3 separate regions of the Mus musculus genome follow, and regions 1 and 3 are each linked to region 2. The links are chromatin loops, found by intact Hi-C in ENCODE. Cell type or tissue: heart. All regions are shown on one strand.

Region 1 (8,000 bases), 190 kb before region 2:
ATATCTTGGGTATCCTAAGTTTCTGGGCTAATATCCACTTATCAGTGAGTACATATTTGAGAGTTCCTTTGTGATTGGGTTACCTCACTCAGGATGATGCCCTCCAGGTCCATCCATTTGGCTAGGAATTTCATAAATTCATTCTTTTTAATAGCTGAGTAGTACTCCATTGTGTAAATGTACCACATTTTTTGTATCCATTCCTCTGTTGAGGGGCATCTGGGTTCTTTCCAGCTTCTGGCTATTATAAATAAGGCTGCTATGAACATAGTGGAGCATGTGTCCTTCTTATCGGTTGGGGCATCTTCTGGATATATGCCCAGAAGAGGTATTGCTGGATCTTCCGGTAGTACTATGTCCAATTTTCTGAGGAACCGCCAGACTGATTTCCAGAGTGGTTGTACAAGCTTGCAATCCCGCCAACAATGGAGGAGTGTTCCTCTTTCTCCACATCCACGCCAGCATCTGCTGTCACCTGAATTTTTGATCTTAGCCATTCTGACTGGTGTGAGGTGGAATCTCAGGGTTGTTTTGATTTGCATTTCCCTGATGATTAAAGATGTTGAACATTTTTTCAGGTGCTTCTCTGCCATTCGGTATTCCTCGGGTGAGAAATCTTTGTTCAGTTCTGAGCCCCATTTTTTAATGGGGTTATTTGATTTTATGGAGTCTACCTTCTTGAGTTCTTTATATATATTGGATATTAGTCCCCTGTCTGATTTGGGATAGGTAAAGATCCTTTCCCATTCTGTTGGTGGTCTTTTTGTCTTATTGATGGTGTCTTTTGCCTTGCAGAAGCTTTGCAATTTTATGAGGTCCCATTTATCGATTCTCGATCTTACAGCACAAGCCATTGCTGTTCTATTCAGGAATTTTTCCCCTGTACCCATATCTTCAAGGCTTTTCCCTACTTTCTCCTCTATAAGTTTCAGTGTCTCTGGTTTCACTTTTTAAAACGAATTATTTATTTATGTATAGGAGTATACTGTCGCTGTCTTCAGACACACCAGAAGAGGGCATCAGATCTCATTACAGATGGTTGTGAGCCACCATGTGGTTGCAGGGAATAGAACTCAGGAACACTGGAAGAGCAGTCTTAACTGTTGAGCCATCTCTCCAGCCCCTAGTCCTTCATTCTATGTTCTTGAATTCAACAAATCTTTAGTGATAACCAGAGATTTCATGTTCTAAATATTTTAAATCTCTCTGTGTTGTTCTTTTTGTTAGGGAGTTACCCCCCCCCCCACCCCCAGTTACGGTGTTATTAGGAACATGGCACTGCTACTTGCCATGATGTGGATCTTGCTAATTATTTTTCCACTATTATATTTTGTAGGAAATTTTTAAAAAATAATTTAAACAAAATATTGTTTACCCAGTTGTGGTGACTCTTCTGCTCCCCAGGGTCTAGCTGAGGAGTGGCAAGGAAAAGACATCACATACCCGTGTCTTTTCCATTTCTCTTTATTGCCTGATTTCCCAAGACTTGGCAGTCATGATAATGCCACAGTTTGATAAAAAGACTAAACACTTCAAGGAAAGTTTCAACTATGAAAGAATATGACCTCTGGATGAAAGGCCACATGTCTGAATTTGGCTTACCAGAGTCCCCATTTCTGTTCAGAAGCAAGATGAGTCCTGAGGGGTCATTTAGCATTTCTCTGGACTGTGACCCTTTCTTTATTCTCAGTCTTTAGTCAGATTGATGCAGTTTGATATCTTGATGTAGCCATTCTGGCTATTAGACATAGGATTTGCATGTGATAACTAATGATGTCCACACTAACTTCAACTTCACTTTTAGTACCTCACTGGGTCCTATGCTCATTTTCTCTGAATTTATATCCAAATCCATGATAAACACAGTTAAATTCTCATTGATATTGTCTGTTTTCATTAGAAGAAAGTTACTGCATAAGGGTAGGAAAATATTTTTCTCTCTTTTAAAAATTATTTTAATTTCCCTTTTTCTCTGCATTGAATCTGGTATCTGTTTCTAATCTTAGTACAGAGATAAACTCAATAAATACTATCTAATGATGATTTTTATGCCTTAGTCTGCCTAAATTCCCAAGATTCTTCCAACCCCAGTATAATTCTGTTGCTTCTATAACATTAAGTTAATTATCTTCTAAAATAATATGAGACTTTATAAAATTTCCTTTTGGGAAAAAGTATTCACATAGGATATATTTTTCCACATTGAAAACCAACACTCCATTAAGTTTCAGCAAAACTTTTCCTAGGCTGCCCTTGTAGGTAAATGATAGTATCATTGTTTAAGCTTAATCTATTCTGTCTTGAGCACATGAGCTTGCAACAGGACAAAGCTCCTGTGTGTGTATATTGCAATGGACAATCACATGTGTTGAAATAGCACACATTTCCCCCTGTTACAGGAATAGATTTGTATCATTTCTTTCTTCTACTTGACTGAGAGGTAAATGACCAAAGACAAATAGCCGTTTTGATCATGAAACTATACATTGTGCTGGATAATGATGAAATTGGAGCATTGGTTTGTTTATTCTTGCATTCACTCATTTAATAGATAATTACCAATCATCCACTTTATGAATAGAACTGTGTTTGTTCATCAACTAACCTAACCTCCACTCTGCCATATATCAACAGAGGAAGAAATACTAGTTTCCACTCTCTGTGCTGGGGCAACTTTATGTTTATTCATATCAGCCTTGCTATGACCTCCCATAGCTACAGAAAGATTGCACTACCTGTGAGGAGCCTTCAATATGTATTAGGAGCTTAGAAAGGGGGGATCCAGACAGCTTTCTTTGACTTTTGATCTAGATATGCCTCAAGCAGAATAAATTAGTGGTAAATTATACCAATCTTATATGTTTTATTGAAACTTTACCTTTCACCTCCATTTATTCACATTCAGGAAACCCGTGGATTTCTCATTAAGATCCAGTCTGATACCTTTATTTCACAGTTAAATCTATTATGAACAAAAAGCAGTAGTGGGTTTAAAACTCATGTTCACAGTATTGGAACCAGGTTTGAAGTATAAGAGTCCCAGCATTTCACCCAAACTCAACATCATCATTGGTCTAACTGCCTCTGTGAAAAAAAAAAAAAAAAAAAAAAAACAAACATATATGACCACTTCAAAAAGTAGGTGGTAGCACGATAAGTGAACAGTTTTGCTTAGTTTTGGTTTGCTGTTTGTTTTATTTGCTTGTTTACACAGACTTTGTGTAGCCTGAGCTGTCCTGGAACTCACTCTGTAAACTAAGCTGCCCTTGAACACAGAGATTCATCTGCCTCTGCCTCATTCTTGCTGGGATTACAGGTGTGCATAGTGAGCATTTAAAAGCCAGGCTCCCAACCGAAAGGGTAAATGAACTTTTTCATTAACCTACATTCAATTCTACTTTTTTCGTTTGCTTTCTCATTTTATAAGGTCACCAGGAGACTCTGTTCTCATATGTATTGCCAGATTTGAAAAAAAAAAAATCCATGCAGGATCTTTAGAGTGAAGAAAAGACAATTTAGGAAGCCACATTTTTATGTCATCGCTCCTAATTATGCCAATGGATTTTCCTTCCAACTTACCATTACTTCATCCTGAAGCCCCAATAGCTATACATGTATTCAGTCTGTCATAAATCTTTTTAAGATGAAATATCAGTCTTTTATTATTTTTGTTTTGTTTTGTTTTCTTTTCCTGTTGGTATTTTTGTCTGCTTTTATCAGGAGAAGGAGAGAGGAGACATAATTGGTGGTGAGTTGTGGAGCTGGTGTTGTCTGGGACACTGAATATCTCATGGACCTGAGAAATTCAAGGGGAGCTGCCAATGTGCAGCAGCCCAGACCACTGTCACTCTCACTGGGAACGCGATGTGCTCCTGGAGAATGCTGGGAAGGTACTTACTTGCAAAGCTATTTTAAGAGGTGTTTGGAACAGTCAGAGGACAGGGAAATATAGGCAAACATGTCAGAGAGGCCTAGTTTGTAAATACTGTATTCTCTTCAGGGGTTACTCAGTGGCAAAATCAAAGAGGATGTCTGTCTTGCCAAGAAACAAAGCTGCTTATCTCCGCCTGACGGAAATTCCACCCTAAAGAGAGTATGAACATTAAAATTGAAATGCTTTGCTGAGTGAGAGGAAGTCAGCTCTTGTTCGTTTGCTTTGTGTCTTTTGAATAAGACTTCTCCCAACTTAGAGACTGGTGCCATTAGTGGATACCAGGAATCCACTAGAAAACAGATAAGATTTTATGTTCAGAGAAACAAGAGGTGGAAAGCTAATTTGCCTCCATCTCTTTAAGAAACATTTCATTCATCTTTGTATGGGCCCAGAGGGAAAGGGATTTGGACAGAAATGGCCATTTTTTCCTTGGCAAGTGGTGAGTCCATGACAATGGATCAGAGGAGAGACAAATAAGTCCCCAGAGTATTCTGAATTCCTGGTTAGTGAAAACCCAAGGCTTCTAGAAAATTGGGACAGGCTTCTGAAAAAGACAAGTAGGTCTTAGAAGCTCTCTTCAATTCCACCTCTACCTCAAAAATAGCCTAAATCTCAGAGGCAGCAAATGTATCCACATACAAAGAAGATGCTATCCCTGCCCCTTTCACCCATACCTTGAAAAAAAAAAAACCCAACTCTCATGTCAGTTTTACTTTCCTTTTTTTGACACCACATTTGAAAATCCATTTGTATCTCCTTCCATTATTTATCTACTTTACAGAAGACAGACGCAGGTGCTCTGTAAGGGATAGCTATTCTTGAACCAGAAATAACTGTGACTCATTTGCTCTTCAACATGTATTGCTCAAAAATTATGTGCATCTAGATTCACAGCTAGACATCTAGCTTGCATATAGGGTTCATTATAATTCTAATCCTTGTAGTCTGTCGTAGGAGATAAGGTAAGAAAAAAACCCCACAAAACATGGGTGTTGTGTTGGGGAATTTAGGATTCCTGAGATCACAAAGGATTCACAGCGATTAATTCAGTTGCTCATGGTTTAATGACAGCACTAACAGGTCAATTGGGCTTCAGTGGATTGAAAGGGAGAAATAAGAACCCGTCAAAGAATGTAGAGCACGTGACAAATTTTTTAAAAAAAGGAACATGCCAAGTTCTGCATATATATGCAGAAGGAAGGTAGAGGGTACATCTTCTGAAGAGTCAGTGAGCCATTCCAACATTTATCTTATGCATTGCCATGTGAAAAATCTATAACCAATCAAAAGCGTTTTGTACAGGTCACATTACTTCCCTATTCTATTTCATTTGAAAGTTACTGAGTCGAATTATAAGAAAAGTGTGTAAAACCATTGTGGAGGATGTTAGATTAGTCAAATGACATTATCTAGCTCATACTTAGTGTGCTAAGAAAGAGTAGACCCGCAAAAACATGAAATGACAGTTCTCTATTCATCTTGAATTTCTTCCTTCACACCCTCAAATACTCTGGACTCTGAGAGAACAGCAAGACTAGTTCATTGCATATCTCCAAGCAAGGCACTGAAGAAAACAGAAAATTATCTCACTGTGTCTGTTTTGTCTTTGTAGGCCCACAGAAGCTTTCACCTCATGAGAGCTGCTTATTAAGTAAAACAAAGCGAGGGAAACGCAATGGGCCAAATCACATTGCTCTAAGGGATGAATCTCGCATCTCTTCTCTCAAACAGATGCTGAATTGGTAGCGCACGTTGGGTGATATGACAAGTATACCATTTTCCTCTGTGTTGGATCCATTCTCTCTGGATATTCTATTTGTAGACTAACTGTGACTTACGTACATCTGCTAAAGGAAGCCTTTACATTCTGAGATAGATTATATATCCACCATCTTAGCTTCCCTTTGCTTATTTTAAGTGTGGTAATAACAAATTGAGGAAATATAAAATTGCTAAGGTAGTGTTACATGTCCCAGCTGGGTTGGTGCAAATAAGAATGAAGTGGATTCAGCTCGCATTCCATCGTATTTTCATCTAGAATGGGCACCATGTCATTGCCAGGATAGTACTGAGCTAACTTATTTGGAATAAATCATCTACCCAGTTAGGGAGAAGTAAACTAGTAATTATCAGCTTAAACTTTTATCTGGACTAACATAAACTTCAGGAAAGATACAGTTATATAGGTAACTTCAAAATCTCACTGACCATGCCTCTAAGAAAACCAAATAACCAGTTGGCAGGAAAGACCAAGTTTTTACTGTTTGATGCCTGAAAAGTAGTTCTCCTTCAGGGTGTGCTTAAAACTTTTGCTATGACTTATTATTACTATTATTATCAATATTAATATTGATTATTTTATTTGGAAACACTGTGAATTCAAATGTTTGTTTGGAAAAGTAGCTTGGAGAAGCTTTCTCTGTCAGGAAGGTGTTTGATGACCATCCTTCATTCAATAAATAAAACCAGCTTGGGTATCTTTGTGAAGGTAAAACTGAGGGGGGGTTCCTATATCATTTCAATGAATTTATTGGTTCTTTTTTTTTGGTTTTTAAAATTTTTTTATTAGATATCTTCTTTATTTACATTTCAAGTGTTATCCCCTTTCCTAGTTTCCCTTCTGAAAATCCCCTATCCTCTCCTTCCTCCCCCTGCTCCCAAATGCTCCAACTCCCATTCCTGGCCCTGGCACTCCCCTATACTGAAGCATAGAACCTTCACAGGACTTAGGGCCTCTCCTCCTATTGATGACCGACTAGGCCATCCTCTGCTTCATATGCAGCTAAAGCCATGAGTCCCACCATGTGTTTTCTTTGATTGGTGGTTTAGCTCTGAGGAGCTCTGGGGTACTGGTTAGTTCATATTGATGTTCCTCCTATGGGGCTGCAAACCCTTTCATCTTCCTGGGTCCTTTCTCTAGCTCCTTAATTGGGGACCGTGTGCTCCGTCCAATGGATGATTGTGAGCATCCACTTCTGTATTTGCCAGGCACTGGCAGAGCCCCTCAGGAGACAGCTATATCAGGCTCCTGTCAGCAAGCTCTTGTTGGAATCCACAATAATGTCTGGGTTTGGTGGTTGTTTATGGGATGGATCCCCAAGTGGGGCAGTCTCTGGATGGTCGTTCCTTCAGTCTTTGCTCTGAACTTTGTCTCTGTAACTCCTTCCATGGGTATTTTGTTCCCCCTTCTAAGGATTCTGAGCTTCTGGACTAATATCCCCTTATTAGTGAGTACTGCAACAAATTTCTCCTATCAGCCAATAGAGGATACCTCTGGAACTCCAGGTAGACTTTACTTAGCTCAAGGCCATTCTCTTTTGATTCTTGGTCTACTGTGTTTATCCAATGGGTCTCTAGTGAGAAGCCCAAGAGAGGATGCCTTAGAATAGGGAGGAGCTCAATGATCTTCTTCTCAATGTCTGCTAGTACTACACATCCCTTCCCATGTCTGCAGGTAACAGAGGCACAACTCCCAAAGTGAGAATATGAAGCCTGAAATGGAGCAGTTGACATTTGATATGTGGCGTTAGAAGGTGTGAGAATTTGGTGAGAACTATTTAAGCAATTACATACTTGAGTAGAATTAATGTTTTTCAAGTCACACTAATCACCAGCTTTCAGTCTTCTAGGGGAAAGATCTCTGTGGTAGAGGAGGACTGTTGAGAAATGAGATATTACCGTTTCCTGCTAAGACTTTAACAAGACCTATGCTTCAGTTATTTTTTTTATTAATGTGAGATATGAGTTGTTTTATATTATGGTCATATCTTGTTAATAAATGAATCAGAATCTTCCAAATAAAGATTGATGCAATGATATTAATTGAATGTAATTATATTCAGTACCTAGCAAGCTTTATTTTGTTGTAGTCCAGGGCTCAAGTCCAGGGAATGGTGCCATCCATTTTCATGCTAGGTCTGAACATGTCAATTAAGAGAGTCAAAAAATCTCCCAGAGACATGTCAGTGGGCCAACCTTATCTAGATAATCCCTATTGAGACTCTATTCATAGGTAAGTCTAGGTTATGTCAAGTTGACAATTTGAACTAACCATTGCATAGGTGAT
Region 2 (8,000 bases):
GCCTGGACTATAAATAGAAGAGCAGTTCCAGAAGGCCACTGGGCTCAGAGCTAGTCTGTAGCACTAGGACTCACAAGAAACAAGCCATTAACAGGATTTATAGGATGAGAAAGACTTCTCTATGTTACATACTTGTGATGCCCATAGCACACTTCAGAAAGATGCTCACAGAAATTCATTCTTCACATTTGTCTGTGGGATATAACAATGAGAGGAGTAAGAGTGTCACCTATCAAAAACTGAATAAAAGTAAGTAATTATGAACTGAGGGATTTACTGCTGAAAAAGGCCAACTACCACATGCAAAAGTATTGTTGACTCGTTTATTGGTTCCTTGAAGAAGAAACCCTGTGTTCTCGTGTGTTCTTAAAGCACACACAGTTAATGTAACCTGAATAACGATGAGCTCTCTAGATGGACTGCATATGTCTGTACCTGTGCTTCAAATATTAGTACCTCTTCCACTCAGTTCAGATGCTTGTGTGCTGATCTCTGTAGCTTCCTTATAGATAAATGCAAGGATGGAGAACAGGTGACTCCAGTCTCCTTCATGCTCTGCAGATATGTAAATCCTGGACACTGTCTAAGCCCAGAATAGTGCGATAAAAAGACAGATAATCAGAGATTGGGGAGGGGGGAGGGAGAAAGACAGAGACAGATTTGTGATGGGGTGTGACATTCAAAGAAATTTAAATATTATAAAACTTCTGGAGAAATAATGTAAGAGCTAAACAAAGCCAGGCATAGTGGTACACGCCTTTAATCCCAGGACTCAGGAGGCAGAGACAGGTGGATCTCTGGAGTTTGAAGCTAGCCTAGACTACAGAGCAAGTTCTAGGAAAGCCAGAGCTACATGGTGAGTCCCTGTATGAAAAAAAAAACAAAAACAAAAACAAAAATAAAACGAAAACTAAACAAGCATTATGTATTGAGAAAATATGTTTCTAAAGCCGACTCACAGTAAAGCAGGCAAACAGAAGTATATCAATAACAGAAAAGGGTTATAAGTCATATATTGATGTGTGGCAAGAAAAAATAATAAATAAAAGGCTCCACAGCTCAGACCTGGAGGAGGAGCGATAAGCAGCTAACTCTAGTGAGATCACAATGCAGAAAAAAAATGGCCGGGCATCAGCTGATATAACAGAAACACTGTGTTTTAAATTAAAATTTGCTAAAGTTGGTGTTCATGATTTTTTATCAGCAAATGTATGTGATTTCATTCTAATTAAGATGTTAGAAGAAAGATCCCACAGAAAAATCAAAATCACAACCTCAACCATTAGGTACTGCACATTCTGTGATTCAGAACAAGGCTCTGTTACAAAAAATTAAAAATGCAAAACTCTGAGATATAATTATGTCAGTAAAGTTCAAAGTGAATTTTAAGGACTTAGTAATCCCCCTATGTGTGTGTGTGTGTGTTAGGCTTATTGATTGGTCCCATAAAAGTGTTTCATTGGGCTAGTTTGTTTATTTTAATCAAGCTGGACATAACCATTGCCTAGAATGTCTTGTACCTTATGTAATTCAATTCATTTCTTCATTCTTCTCTAGAAAGAACATTATATTTTATTATTTTAAATATTATACAATCTTTATCTCTGCTATGGGCTTAATTTTGATTCCCCACAGTTCATTTAATTAAACCCTAACCTCTAAGGTGACTTGCTTGGAGGTAGACTCTTTAAGTTATTATGGTGAAAAATGAATTTTAAGGATTTAGTAATTCTCTCTCTCCCTCCCTCCCTCTCTCTCTCTCTCTCTCTGGGTGGGGGTGGGGGGTGGGGGTGTTTGTGTGGGTGGGTGACATGTGTGACATAAGAACTGGGTATCAGAGGCAGAACTAATGGTCTTATATGAAAAGAAAGATATTCATTTCTCTCTCCTTTCCTTCTTTCTTCCCATCCCCACACTTCTCCAATTCTCTTCTCTGTACTCTACTCTCTACTGCCCTTTCACCAATCCTGTCAAAGAACATCCAGGTACGTAAGCACACATGAAGAAAACAACCACTGACAAGACCTCACTGGGATTTGACTTGGCATACGGACCTGGGACTTCCAGTCTGTCGAACTATGAGGAAATCAACATTGATTAACCAAGGTACCCATCCTGTGCTTTTTGTTTTAGCAACTGGGGTTGGCTACGATAAAGAATTTCCCCCACAATCAAACATGACACTTTGGAGGAGAGCTGGGATGAAATGGATATAAAATCATCATAAGCAATATCTTAATTTTTTTTCTACTTTTGTAGCTTGTTTTCAACAACTGACTTTCTGCCAAGTCCTAGTGTAGTGATCCCGAAATAGTAGCTGGCATTTTTGTATTTCACTTGACCTCAGGCTGTTCTGTTTCCCCCAACATCTATGTTATGATGCCAGGCTTATGACGAACTGTGTGTGTTTGAGGCAAGATAGGAGGTGGCACATCACGGAGATGCTCTTTCTCCTGGGCTGGGAGCCAGACTTCAGAACAAGCCAAGAAAAGCTGGAGTGCATGTGACTCCTGCTGTCACCCAGGTCATTAAGATGTTACTGACTTCTGTATTCCCACAAGCCCACAACCCAAATGTCTTCCTGTCTTAGTTTAAGAGTTAATCTGTGTGTGGAGGAAAATGTAAAATACCATGTACTTTTATCTTCTTTCTAATGTGGACTTCAGAAAAAAATCATCATAAGGTTGTAGACAGAAGATGGCATTGCCTAGGTCTGTCTCGCACCTAGTTTAGTTAAAATCCTCAGAAACTGAAAGCTCAACCCTAGAGTATTTTCCAGCTAAGGAATCTTCTTGTTTCCACCTGGTATGAGAAACATTGACCATACAATGTGTTTTCTATTTTCAACCTGTCTATCCTAATACTGACATAGTCTGTTTTCATTACTTTTAAATGAGAGTATTCTGTCTCAGGAAAACAATCTGGAAACCACCTTATACATGTACACAGAACACTCTGCAAATAAAGCATTTTCACATAAAATTCTACTTGTGATCTGTTTCTAATGTATCTAATGATGACATTAGAACTATCTTTGCCTTTAGCTATTTTTTGCCAAAAGTCCTCTTCATACTGTAATTATTGTATCTCCTTCAAACTGCTTTTCCTTTCTATGAAAATGTGCAATTGGATGCAAAATGATAATAAAATACCAAAAAAAATTTAAAGCATTTTGGTAGGATTTTTCTTGTTCTTCATGAAAGAATTATAATCATTATCAGTATTGTGAACATAATTTTCAGATTTGTATTCAAAACTTAAAACAATTAGAAAAGTCTTTGTTTCTAGAGATAAGAAAATCACCACTCTTCTGTGTTGCCTGTGGGTTTTTTTTAAAAAGAAAAATATGTTGAGAATGCTCAAACACTCTAAACCCAGCAGATTTCTTTGTCTGACTCACTAAATCCAAATTTCACATAGTCGACTTTTTTATTTTAATGCAGTGTTTGGTTTCATACCAGATGATATCTGGCAGATAAAGAATTAAGTACTACAAGACTCCTGAGTTCCCATTATTGAATGTCAGGTCACAGGTGAAGACAAGGTACTCTGGCCAACTTTATACCATCTAAAAGAAAGGTTTGAATGGACAGAAATACCCAAGAGGAATATTTGATGGTACCAGAGAAGTCCATCACTCTTTTCCTTCTCTCCTAAGATTATAGAGTTAGAACTTTGCTTGGAAGTGTGAAGCTGGTGTTTAAAGAAAGCTCTAGATAAGTAAATTTACTGAAATTTAGACACTCGAGTTTCTTCCATGAACACTCAGGAATATATGAGACATGGATGACCTCATACTCTGAGATTTCATAGTAAAAAGAAACCTCTTCTAATTTAACTCCATGCAAGATTGACATGTGTCTTAGTTACTGTTCTATTGCTGTGAGAAGATACCATGACCAAGGCAACTTACAAAAGAAATAGTTAACTAGGGGCTTGCTTATAATTTCAGAGGATGAGTCAATGGCCATCATGTGAGGAACATGGTGGCAGAGAGGCATGGCATTGGAGCAGTAGCTGCCAGCTTGCATCTTGAGACTACAACTACAAAGCAGAGAAAGAACTGAACAGGAGTGGTGATGGAGTGGGCTTTGGAAACCTAACTCCCAAGCCCAGTGACACACCTTCTGAAACAAACCCATGCCTTCTAATCATTCCCAAACAGTTTTACACAATAAGGGATCCAGCCTTCAAATATAAAAGCCTGTAAGAGTCATTCTCACTAAAATCTCCAAACCTCCACAGTGTGACAGCTTCCTCATGTCAACACTGGTCATAATGGTAGTTGAATGAAAACATTTCACCCAATGGTACATTTATGATATAGAAGAAGTAAAGAATTACTGACTTGCCAATAATTCTTTTGAACTTGAAACTTTTTAGATTTTTTTTCTTTCTCAGCTTATTAGAAAAAAAAATAGCTTTTGAACTTTGGGATGGACTGGCTTACAATTCACACATCATGGTTAGAGAAGAAAATGTACAGTTGCTTAGAGAAATGCTAAATATTCCAGGAAATAGATTTTTAATTCCCATAGGTATGAAATGCAGAAATGACTTCAATAGAATTTGTCTCACTAAATCAGTGAAGTGAATAATTGGTATAAATGAGTTGATATACTCAATGTTATTTAATGTTTATGTATCTGCATATATGTGAATACGTTCATGTAATCCTCAATCTTTCTAGTGAATTTCAGCACAATAACTGTCTGTACAATCATAATATTACCATGAGGGGCAGAACTTCCAAATGTACAAAGGTAGCAATAATAAAGGATAAAAATTAAATTAAGAAAATGTTTAACTTAATGTAGTTATTTTACTTCTTAAAAGATAACTTGGTGAAAGCTAGTTATAGAGTAGGTAGAGTATATTTCATATTAGAATCTAAGCATGCAGAAATACTATGTACTGTAGAGCATATTAGTTCATTTATGCCAAGCATAATCTATTCCTTATTCCTTCAGATGATACTCTCAGATTAATGGATCTCTCAATCCCCATCAGGGAAGCCTCTTTTTGTTCTAGATCATGGTCAATACAGAATCTCGCAGCTGGTCAACACACAGACAATAAAAGACATTGCAGTGCCCAGCTCTAAGTGGGAGGCCTAAACCACGCCCATTCCTCACAAGGCTCGGGAAACATCACCAGAAAAAAAGGATGTGAAGTTTCTCAGATCCAGAAATAGTGGGCATCTGGTGCCAGCCAGAATTTTCTGGACATGTCAGGGCCTTCCCACCTGTGGACTCACAGAAGCAGTGACAGCAGTGACTATCTAAGGCATAGATAAGGGATTGCCTCACGAAGTCCCTCTACTTAGCTGAGAAGGCATAGCAAGTTGATGGCTGCTCAGCAGACAGAGTAAGTGCCTTCCCCCTGAAAGGCTTCCCATGTTTCACTAGATGGGCTTACACTCATGTGCATACAGACAGCACTAAGCATATTCAGTGTGCTTCAAAAGAGTATGAGAGCACGTGAAACTGTGAGGCAAAAGTGACAGGGAGCAGAGCATTAGAGGCAAGGGAATGGGAGGAGATTGAGTAGAAAATATAGATGTATACAATTGTCAATAAGATACTCTTAAAATAAAATATTTAGGTTGTATTTAAACAAGACCCTGAACTTCTTTTAAAAGAAAGTTAGTAAAAGGTTCAAATACAAAGTTACTACTTCTTTATACTTATACTTTATACTTATTTTTTAGACTACTGATAAAATTAGTTATGTTTGATGATTTTAGGATCACTTCTTTGAATTGATTAATACTTTAAGTCAAACAGAAAAGATATAAAATGGGTCCATGACAGACGAGAACACAGGACACAACTGACAAGAAAAACTGTTCTTTCCAAATGTCAGAACTATTTCTGAATTGCTTCAAGCTAAATTTTACTCAAAGAGTAAATTTATTTCAACTTTGCAGGGTATTCTTGGCTAAAGATAATTATTCATTCTAATGGAAATTTACCACCTTCGGCAGGCATGGATCAGAAATCTTGGTGGGAAAAGTCAGCATCTCGACAAGACAGCAGGTATGTGGTTGTTTCCTGAGGGATGTAACATGGGAAATCTGTCTCCATGTGCCCATCAAAGATGCTGAGTGTGGGCCAAGACAGTGCAAAACTGTAAGCACAGGAAAAGGGCTTTGGAGTGCAGGTGTTGCCTCTCCTTCATGCATAGAAATTATTCAAGGATATTTTATTTTCTGAAGGACAGTGAGACTTCTCTGGGGTTCTGGTGAAGTCTGCCTGGAAAAGACTCTCCTCCCATGTGAGAATATGAGAAACCTCAACAAAACCCCACAATATGTCTTCTTTCTATTGAGAGAGAGAAATACCCACCCCCACTTGATGCCAGAGATAAGTTCCTCTCATCTTTATCCCTGAGTGGCAGAGAGTTCTGTCACATTGGCCAATGATTTAATTTTACATTATAAATCCAAAGGAAAGTGTTTTGACTTGTAGAGATGGGTTAGTTAGTCAGTCAAGTACTGGAAAAGCTTGATGAACTCAGGTCAGATCCCTTAACACTAGTGTAGAAGCTCAGCAAAGTGGCACAAGTTTGTAACCCCAGTGCCTGGGGACAGCCATAGATGGTGTGCCAGTCTGAATGAAAATGGCCCCTGTAGACTCATAGAGAATAAAGCAGTATTGTTGGAAGTGTGGCTTTGTTGGAGTAGGTGTGTCATTATTGGACAAAGTGTGTCGCTGGGGGTGGGCTTTAAGGTTTCAGAAGCTCAAGCCAGGCCTGGTGGCTCACTGTCTCTTCCTGCTGTTACCTCTCCAGCAACAGGTCTGATTGCATGCCGCCATGCTTCCTGCCATGACAATAAGAAACCAAACCTCTGAAACTGTAAGCCAGCCCACTTAAATGTTTTTCTTCATAAGAGTTGCTATAGTCATGGTGTATCTTTACAATAGAAAGCCCAACTAAGACAGAAGTGGTATTTGGAGCTCAAGGGAGAGCTAGCCAAGTTGAAATGATGAGCTCTAAAATCACAGAGAGACCATGTCACGCACACATAGGAATTGGTGAAGAGTAACTGAGTAAGATCTACAGATGTAGTCTGCACACCATACACACACACACACACACACACACACACACACACACACACTAACACTAAAATAAAATAATAATAATAATTAAAATACTTTTTTTTAATGTAGTGTTTTGAGACCCTTCTTCCACCATCTCCATATTTTCTTAGGAAATGTCTCTTGAATGATCCATAACCTCTGCCTGAATTTTAACCAATCACATCAAAAGACTGGTTTTCTTGGTTTCCTCTCCAAAAGTCCCCTATACACTCCCCCCGCCCTGCTCCCCAACCCACCCACTCCTGCTTCCTGGCCCTGGCATTCCCTGTACTGGAGCATATGATCTTCACAAGACCAAGGGCCTCTCTTCCCATTGATGGCCGACTAGGCCATCCTATGCTACATATGCAGCTAGAGACATGAGCTCTGGGGGTATTGGTTAGTTCATATTGTTGTTCCTCCTATAGCATTTGAAATGTAAATGAAGAAATGTCTAATAAAAATGATATATATGCAAACTCAAAAAAAAAAGAAAGGATATGGAGTTGAGAGGGTGGGGAGGTAGGAAGGATCTGGGAGGAGTTGGAGGAGGGGAAATTATGATCAGAACATATTGTAGGAAAACTGTATTTTCAATAAATATGTATACTTATTGTTGATATTTTAAAACATTAAAGTCTTCATATTTCCTTTTGAATTTTAAAAAGAAGATAAAAGAAAATGGTGACAATGAGTTTAAGAAAAAAAAACAAATGAAACACTGAACATTCAAATGTAATTTTTACAAAATGCTTCCTCATTGGTTATGAGATTCTTTTAAAAATATCAATTTATTGCCAGGAAAAAAAAAGACTGGTTTTCATCTTTCAAGTCATTTTTGCTTGATTCTGTTCATCCAACTTGCCTAAACACCAGACCTAAGCATCCACTTACAAGTAGCTTAGCTGTCTAAAA
Region 3 (8,000 bases), 140 kb before region 2:
TAGTTGCACTTTACATGTAATACAATTCTAACTAAAATCTCTTTCCAGAAAAAAAAAATGACACCAAGCCATGACTTGGGAGACAAAAAACAAAACAAAACAAAACAATACAAAACAAAACAAAACAAAAACAAAACAAAACAAAACAAAGACAGACAGAACAAGGATTAGGATACATAGATTATGATTTATTGGGGACTTATCTACACACATATATCTTGTATGCAGCAAGATGGGAGTGTACTCATGTTTTTGGTCAGAAAGAGAGAAGCAGGGCTTGCTTGTATAATGCTGTGGATAAAAGTGATTTTGCCCTGGCAAGAAAGTACCAGGCTTATCTTAAACTTGTGCCAATGGTATTCTGCACATTCCTGGGGACTGTTGGTGTCAGCACCAGGTCATTAATCTCCACACACTACTCCAGTGATTTTACTTATTTATAGTATGCTAGGAAGTTATGCAGGGAACTTGCCCAGGATCATTCAGGGCAGTCAATCATTAGACTTTAAAATGATTCTTGCCAGGTCAGGATGGATCCTTATGATCTCTACTGGGAGTTTTCATGGAGCTCCAAGCAAATTCTAACATTTTGTATAAGACTAACAGGCCACAAAACCTAGAACTTTCTTCTAGAAATTAAGACAATTAAAAAGTTTTAACAAGTGAGGCCTTATTATTTTATTCAGGGGCAAATTGATGAAAATTCAGAATTTAGAAACACTTCGGTGCTTAGACTGAAAGCTATTGCCTTATAAACAGTGAGAAGTGTGGATTATGGGAGAAGTTGAATAACATAAGGTCTAGAGAAGGCACTAGAATTGACGTGAGCCAATTCAGGAGATTTAATGATGACTTAAATTTGAACTGCATTTTGTTAATTAGTAGGAATTAATGGCAATCTACTGGTGAAGCTTAAAGAAGGATAAAGAGAACACTTTCAATTACTGATACTGAAATATGCAGATGGTTTCTGAGCTCTGGATTCTCCTCTCAGGAAGCAGGTTGAAGCTGTTTCAGATTGCACCTTGCTGTCTGCATGCTAAGAAAACCCTGCTCTGCACTGTTTGCCTTGGGGACCTCATTCTGCAATTCTATTCAGTTTTGTTTAGGGCAGGGAGTTGCCTTCAAACCTATATACCTCTATTATTACTTTTATTAAAAAGGAAATGTTTAGACTTCACATAACTGCTTCTCTGCTCTGGGACTATAAAAACTCCACGTCAATTATTAAGCTCCTCAGCCCACTTTCTGTTTCAGCTCCCTGGAAAACCAATTCTTACTGAAAAGGAAGGTAAACTGAGGCCTCAATCAGAGCCTCCATGATCTCCCTTCAGTGACATTTACAGTAAGGATCCATATACAGAGCTTCTTCCAATTGTCACTGCTGTTTCTATCTTTGAGAAAGTGGTACTTGCTTTAAGAGCATATGATTGCCTGGCAGTGGTGGTGCAGGCCTTTAATCCCAGCACTTGGGAGACAGAGGTAGGCAGATTTCTGAGTTTGAGGCCAGCCCAGCCTACAGAATGAGTTCCAGGAAAGCCAGGGCTATACAGAAAAATCCCCTTTGAAGAAAAAAATAGAGAGCATATGGTCTTTAATATGGTCTTTCACAAAGACAACTCATGTGGAACAAAACATGAAACTTACGTTTCATAGATACGTTTGTGATTAGGTGAGTTATAGATTTTCCATTTAGCCACATCATACATGACTGACTGATATTCCCTAATATATGAAGAGAAGTATTTTTCCAATATTGTGTATTCTCCTACCAAGTAAGTAGTTAGCTACAAATACTATTGGAGGGTCAAAATAGTGTTCTTTGCCTTTTAAACACTTCAGATTAAAATAAGTATCTCTTCATGTTGAGATGAGGAGAGCAAAAGGATTGTTATGGAATGTCTCCGAGTCTCTGCATCTTCATGCTCAGAAAGTTACATCACAATGTAATTAACATTGTTTTGTAGCTGAATTTAATGGGTGCCTAATAACCACCTACTTACTAGACTACTAGTTGGCTTTAGAAATTACTTAGCATTAATGATAATTCAAGCTACCAAGTAGGTAGGAACAAATTATTATGATAGGGCACGATAAATTACACAGAAATCACTTTGGGCTGTCCTTTCTGTGAGTGTGGTGGGTGGCTCTTTATGACTGAGTTCTATAAAAGAGAAGGGACTGGGGTGGGGTGAGACTCAAGTAATACAGATCATGAGTAAAAGCATAATTTTCATCCTGTGCTTTCACTATTGCTTTTGTTTTCATTTCTATTTTTTCTCTGGAGTGGCTACAAATATTTTGGCACTACCTAGGAGTAAGAAGCTTAAGAAAATGAATTATAGTTTTTCAACATTTTAGTATAGGTTATAAGGGTATGGATAACATCTAGCCCTCCTCCTTTGCTTGTTTTACCTACAAGTCCTTGAATTCAGAGTGTCTGTTTGTAGCTGCAGACTTTGGGCTGCTGTTCTCCTATAATCAGCTCTATTTCAAATAGATCAAGGTCACACATGCCTTCAAGTCTCAAGATAAATCATTTCTATCAACCTCTCAACATGAATAGAGCTTCTTATAAGCACAGTGATTTAAACCAGGAGTGCATTGTGCACTTTTGCATCCTGAATACTAATGTACTTGGCATCTTAGTTACTTTTCTATCATTTGATAAGAGACCATGGACATACAAACTTATAGAAGAAAGTTTATTTGGGGATTACAGTTTCAGAGAGTTAGCATCCTTGCCAACATGGCATGGGGGTGGAGCATGGTAGAAGGTATGAGGGCAGGTATAGTGCCAGAGCAGTTGCTAAGAGGTTACATGTTGAGACATAACCAGGAGGGAGGGAGGGGGGCAAGAAGGTGAGAGGGACAGAGAGGGAGGGGGGAAGAGGGGAAGAGGGAAAGAGGGGCAGAAGGGGAGAGGAGGAGAGAGGGAGAGAGGGCTCACAGTGGGAATGGCTCAAGAGCAAAGCCCTCCTCCAGTGACATACCTTTTCCAAAAAGACCATGCATCCTAATCCTCTGCAAATAGTTCTACCAACTGTGGTCTAAGCATTTTAATAGGCAAGCTTGTAGGGCCATCCTCATTCAATCAGCACACCTGTGTCTTCCCATCTCTAGATCTGATGAGAGCTTTTGTCTGAAAAGCTTTGATACTTTCCCTTTCTTTCCTTTTTGCTGATTCATGCTGGGGTAAAGAAGATGACCATAGCTTTCAGCAGCTTCATGAAATTTGGTAATGTGGTGACATATACAGAGTTAGGGGAATTCCAACTCCTACAGCACCTTTCTCTCTTTGATCTTATGTGTGATCAAAATTGAATATAAGAGTTAATTTGATCTCTAAGGATTATAATATGCAGACTCTTTTTTATCAGTTTTTGTTTTTGAAATATCAACATTGCATATTGCAAGAGCACATAGGTTTACAGTGCAGATATTAGAGTAAATTTGTCATTTGGCTGTCCGTGTTATTTAATAAGCTAAAAATAGAGGAGGCGGGGACCATGATTACATTGGAATTCAGCTCCCAGAAACAGTGTGAAGAGTATGAATTTATATTATGTCGTTGTCAAAAAACAACAACAACAACAAAACCCCCAAAAAACAAAAAACAAGAAAACCCAACTGCTTGCCACATCAATTGGTGTTAAACACAGCATCTGGTTCAGTATAATTAGGTTTTCAAGGAAGTTGATGAGAAAGCAAGCCTCATGCACTTATCCAAATGGAGAGGTGTAAAGAGTTTTCTTGTGACTGACATAAATATATGCAATAAGCTTGAAAAATTGACAATCAGATCTTGAAAGATTTTCATGCTTTGGACATCAAGCATGATGGCTAATTTCACCTAGGAAGGGAGTGTGGGGCTGGAATCTCCTCTTGTCTCACAACCCATGTGACATGACTTGCTCATAATCTGAGTGTCCTGAGAATTTGTCCCAGATATAAACCAGACTTGAGATGGCTGGCTTCCAACAGAAGTGCACCAAAGCTGTCTCTAGACCTAGCAGAGCTGTGAATGCCACTGTATCCTTGGGCTTCATGGATATCAAAGCATGGGGGGGGGGGGCAGTTCTGGAGTTTGGAATGGGAAGGCTAAGTAGAAAGGGAAGAGATGCTCTACCACTCTCCTTTTTTTCAGGCTCTAAACATTCTCTGATTCCAGTCTAGACCTAGCCATTGCATAAAAAGCACTGATGATGTAGTCACCATTTAAACTGTTCCTATTCTATCAAGATAATTAGAGTTGATCACTTTCTAACTTTTACTTAGGAAAATGTCTCCTTTTCCAATTGCATTTAGAAGTCCTTTGCTAATTTCGGTCCCACTTGGCCATCACAGCCACCAAACAGCTTGTCCCCATGAGACACAATACTGACAGAAACTGTCAGTGGGGTCCCCTTAGAAGGCAAGGCAAATCTGTTGACGCGTTTCCTCTAAGAGTGGTTTAGCTTGGCTACAGAAAGAAAGATATAAAAGAATTTTATATCGTCTTTTATGAAGTCATGCAAGTGCAGAGTCGTTTAACTTGCAGTTTCCTTCTCATTCTTATTGGACTTAATGATAGTAACACAGTCTTGAGTTAAGCAAATCTGGATCAAATTCTAGATACCATGAGTTCTTTAAATTAGGTGACTGGGGGAGTGAAAAACCTCCAGTTTCACTAACCCTGTGTTTACTCAAGCAATAAGCTGTGGATGGCAAATGAAGGAAGGATACACACAAAGGCTTATCATGTCAGCATCCTGTGCAGATGTTATTGAGTTTCTTCTCTCAACCAGGATTAGGAGGTGGAAATAGCAAGAGAATAATTTTAGTTCAATAATTTGACTCCAAGAAAACTAATTAAAATAAGAATAGCAGATCTTACTATCTGTTTTCCAAGCAAAGAAAAACAGAGCTTAATGGAAATTAAATAATTAAGAAAGGCTATACCACTGGTGCACTGGGAGGAATAAAACCCAAATTTTAGACTGTTTTAAATGATCAGGGGACCAGTGAAATGGCTTAATTGGTAAACCATTTGGTGTCCGAGCCTGGAGTTCCATTTCTACATAAAGGTAAAAGGCTTTTGTTTTGTTGTTTTCTTTTTTGTTTTTGCTTTCTGTTTTTGTTTGTTTGTTTGTTTGTTTGTTTGTTTCTGGACTCCACAGAATTGTTTTCTGACTTCCACATGTGTACTGTCACACGCACACACACACAGACACACAAACACCAAATATATTAAATAAAAATTAAATAATTAGATGAGATTTCACAAGAGAAAGACTGATTGTGATAAAACTTAAATAATGTCAAGTATAATGGAACTTATATGAACAAATTTACAGCCAGTTTAAAAATTATCTCAAAGTAAATATGGATAGTATATCAGTGCTGGTCTTGGGTGCATTACTTACTGTGATTTATTTCAAGCTTGGTTTGATGACTCAAATAAAATCAACAAAATAAGAAGAAGAACTTATAGATAATAATAGCTAGGTAGGTAAGACTGTAGGATTAGACATGTAGATAACAGCAGTGGGTTTAAATGATAAACAAAATATAACTAGGCAACATTTAAATTAATAAGTACAGTATGGTACACGGTTTGAAAAAACAATAAACAAATAGAAACAAGAAAAGAAACTTTATATTGCAGACACGAACGTTTGTAGTCTGTTGCATTGACCTTGCCTGCTGGGGACCATGGGCCAGATCTTCCTCTACTGGTGCCCTGAGCTAGTAAGGAGGCCTAGGGTGAAGGCTGAAGTACATTCCCTAAGCTGTGATGGAGACCCAGTGTTAAAGCTGTTGGGGACCAGGCTTGGACCAGGCTGAAGCTCATAACTGGCCAAAGTGCTCAGAACAAGTGATGTGGCAAGCTGAGTCCTAAATAGGACAATTGCATCACTTCCTGCAAAACTTAAGGGACATGACAAAAGAGGAAGTAGAAAGACTGTAAGAGGAGGAGGATGGAAGGATGTGAAGCAAAACTATGACTTCTGGATATGACACAGTGGCTGTGCACTCATGAACTCACTATAGCTGAAGACCAGTGCTGCTACCCAAGACCAGTATAAATCAGTGTTCTACCACGGGTGAAGGAGGGGCCCATGAGGTCCCTGAAGTGCTATTGCAATTAAAGGTCAGGGTGGGAGCACCAGGTTCCTCAGTGCTATAACCACTGATAAGTTATGGTCCACATATGTTTGTTCACGAAATGCCAGTTAAACCTGATGGGCTGCGTACTTTTGACATGAAAGTAGAAGAGAGACTTGTTGAGAAGGAGAGAGGCAGGAAGGAGGGAAAGACGTGGAGAGATTAAAAAACTAAAACTCATAACATAATTAATTTTTAAAAATTGCAGTTAAAAAACTAAAACTCCTTAAACTGATGTAAAGAACTATTAAACAGTAAAAAAAATTAAAAAAATTGAAGGTTATATCAAAGTTATTTATATTTAAAGCAGAATAAGTGCATCAAAGGTGTAATTCTGATGGTGATGATGATAGTGATGAGGGTGGTGATGATGATGATGTAAAGGCAGATACTCCATCACATGTATTGCCCTGTCTGTGGCAAATTGTTCCCACAAAAGAAGTCTTACCTAATGGTCACTATAGAATTAGATGGCCTGGTTAATTAGGGTCTTTGTAATTGCCTTCTCATTGTGTGAATTGGGGGAAATTATCTCCACCCCCTCATATTATTATGTTTATCAAAGTGGAGCTAGCAGTGTATGGGTTACAGAGTTATTATGAGGTGTAGAGTCCTATCTAGACGCTCACAATGCAGCCTGGTCCAAAGCGAGTTAGCCTCCACAGTTATCATACGGTCATCACTGTTTGTATTACTCTCCATAAACTGTGGAAAACACAGCCAAGCTATTTCCAGAGGAGGCAGATGCCTTAAGCAACAATGCACAGCTGTTTATAGGACACACATGGAGTGTTACCTCATTCGATAGTGTCTGTGCTTCCTCCATTCAAGAGCTCTGGGCCTTAGGTACTATGGCTTTGATGTCTCCTGTGAACATCCTGAATGAGAGAGAACCAGCTGTCTGACAGACTTCTGCTTGTTTTTTCTCTTTTCTTTTTTCATTAGATATTTTCTTTATTTACATTACAAATGTTATCCCCTTTCCTGGTTTCCCCTCCAAAAACCCCCTATCTGATCCCTCTCCCCCTGATCACCAATCCACCCACTCCCACTTCCTGGCCCTGGCATCCCCCTACACTGGGGCATAGAGCCTTCACAGGTCCAAGGGCCTCTCCTCCAATTAATGACCGACAAGGCCATCCTCTGCTACACATGCAGCTGGAGCCATGAGTCTCTCCATGTGTACTCTTTGGTTGGTGGTTTAGTCCCTGGGAACTCTGCAGGTACTGGTTGGTTTATATTGTTGTTCCTCCTATGGGGCTGCAAATCCCTTCAGTTCCTTGGGTCCTTTTTCTAGCTCCTCCATTGAGGACCCTATGCTCAGTCCAATGGTTGGCTGAGAGCATCCACCTCTGAATTTGTCAGGCACTGGTAGAGCCTACGAGGAGACAGCTATATCAAGCTTCTGTCAGCAAGCACCGGTTGGCATCCACAATAGTGACTGGGTTTGGTGGTTGTTTATGGGATGGATCCCTAGGTGGGTCAGTCTCTGGATGGCCTTTCCGTCAGTCTCTGCTCCACACTTGGTCTCTGTAACTCCTTCCATGAGTATTTTGTCCACACTTTGGTCTTCTTTCTTCTTGAGCGTCATGTGGTCTGTGAATTGTATCTTGGGTATTCCAAGCTTCCGGGCTAATATCCACTTCTCAGTGAGTGCATAAAATGTGTGTTCTTTTGTGAATGGGTACCTGACTCAGGATGATATTTTCTCTTCTGCTTGTTTTTAAGTTACTATATCCCATGAAGAAACACTTTTTAAGGGCCAATGGACAAAACCCTAAAGTTTAACTTGCAATCACTGACCAAGAGCAAGCATAATGTTTCCTGCCATTTGAAGGACTGTCAAGTACACC

The links. A loop is a pair of places that touch in the nucleus more often than their neighbours do. Peaks named below come from ENCODE experiments on the same cell type or tissue, not always from the same donor. Only the 100,000 strongest peaks of a DNase experiment are listed, where the experiment ranks them.
Region 1: it touches region 2 in a loop (2.9-fold over the local background); 3 of 42 quality-filtered maps call a loop at or near these places.
Region 3: it touches region 2 in a loop (2.9-fold over the local background); 5 of 42 quality-filtered maps call a loop at or near these places.

The regions. Positions count from the first base shown.
Region 1 is chr6:36,401,374-36,409,373 of GRCm38, forward strand. The region is part of intron 2 of Chrm2 (cholinergic receptor, muscarinic 2, cardiac); the gene reads left to right. Among named protein-coding and RNA genes, the nearest start is that of Mir490, 16 kb to the right of the region's middle. In heart, no CTCF peak of the experiment used is centred here; a DNase peak (open chromatin) is centred at 3,868; H3K27ac peaks cover 1,411 bases.
Region 2 is chr6:36,594,359-36,602,358 of GRCm38, forward strand. No RefSeq gene overlaps it. Among named protein-coding and RNA genes, the nearest start is that of Mir490, 180 kb to the left of the region's middle. In heart, no CTCF peak of the experiment used is centred here; no DNase peak of the experiment used is centred here.
Region 3 is chr6:36,451,292-36,459,291 of GRCm38, forward strand. The region is part of intron 2 of Chrm2 (cholinergic receptor, muscarinic 2, cardiac); the gene reads left to right. Among named protein-coding and RNA genes, the nearest start is that of Mir490, 34 kb to the left of the region's middle. In heart, no CTCF peak of the experiment used is centred here; DNase peaks (open chromatin) are centred at 370 and 3,970; H3K27ac peaks cover 2,307 bases.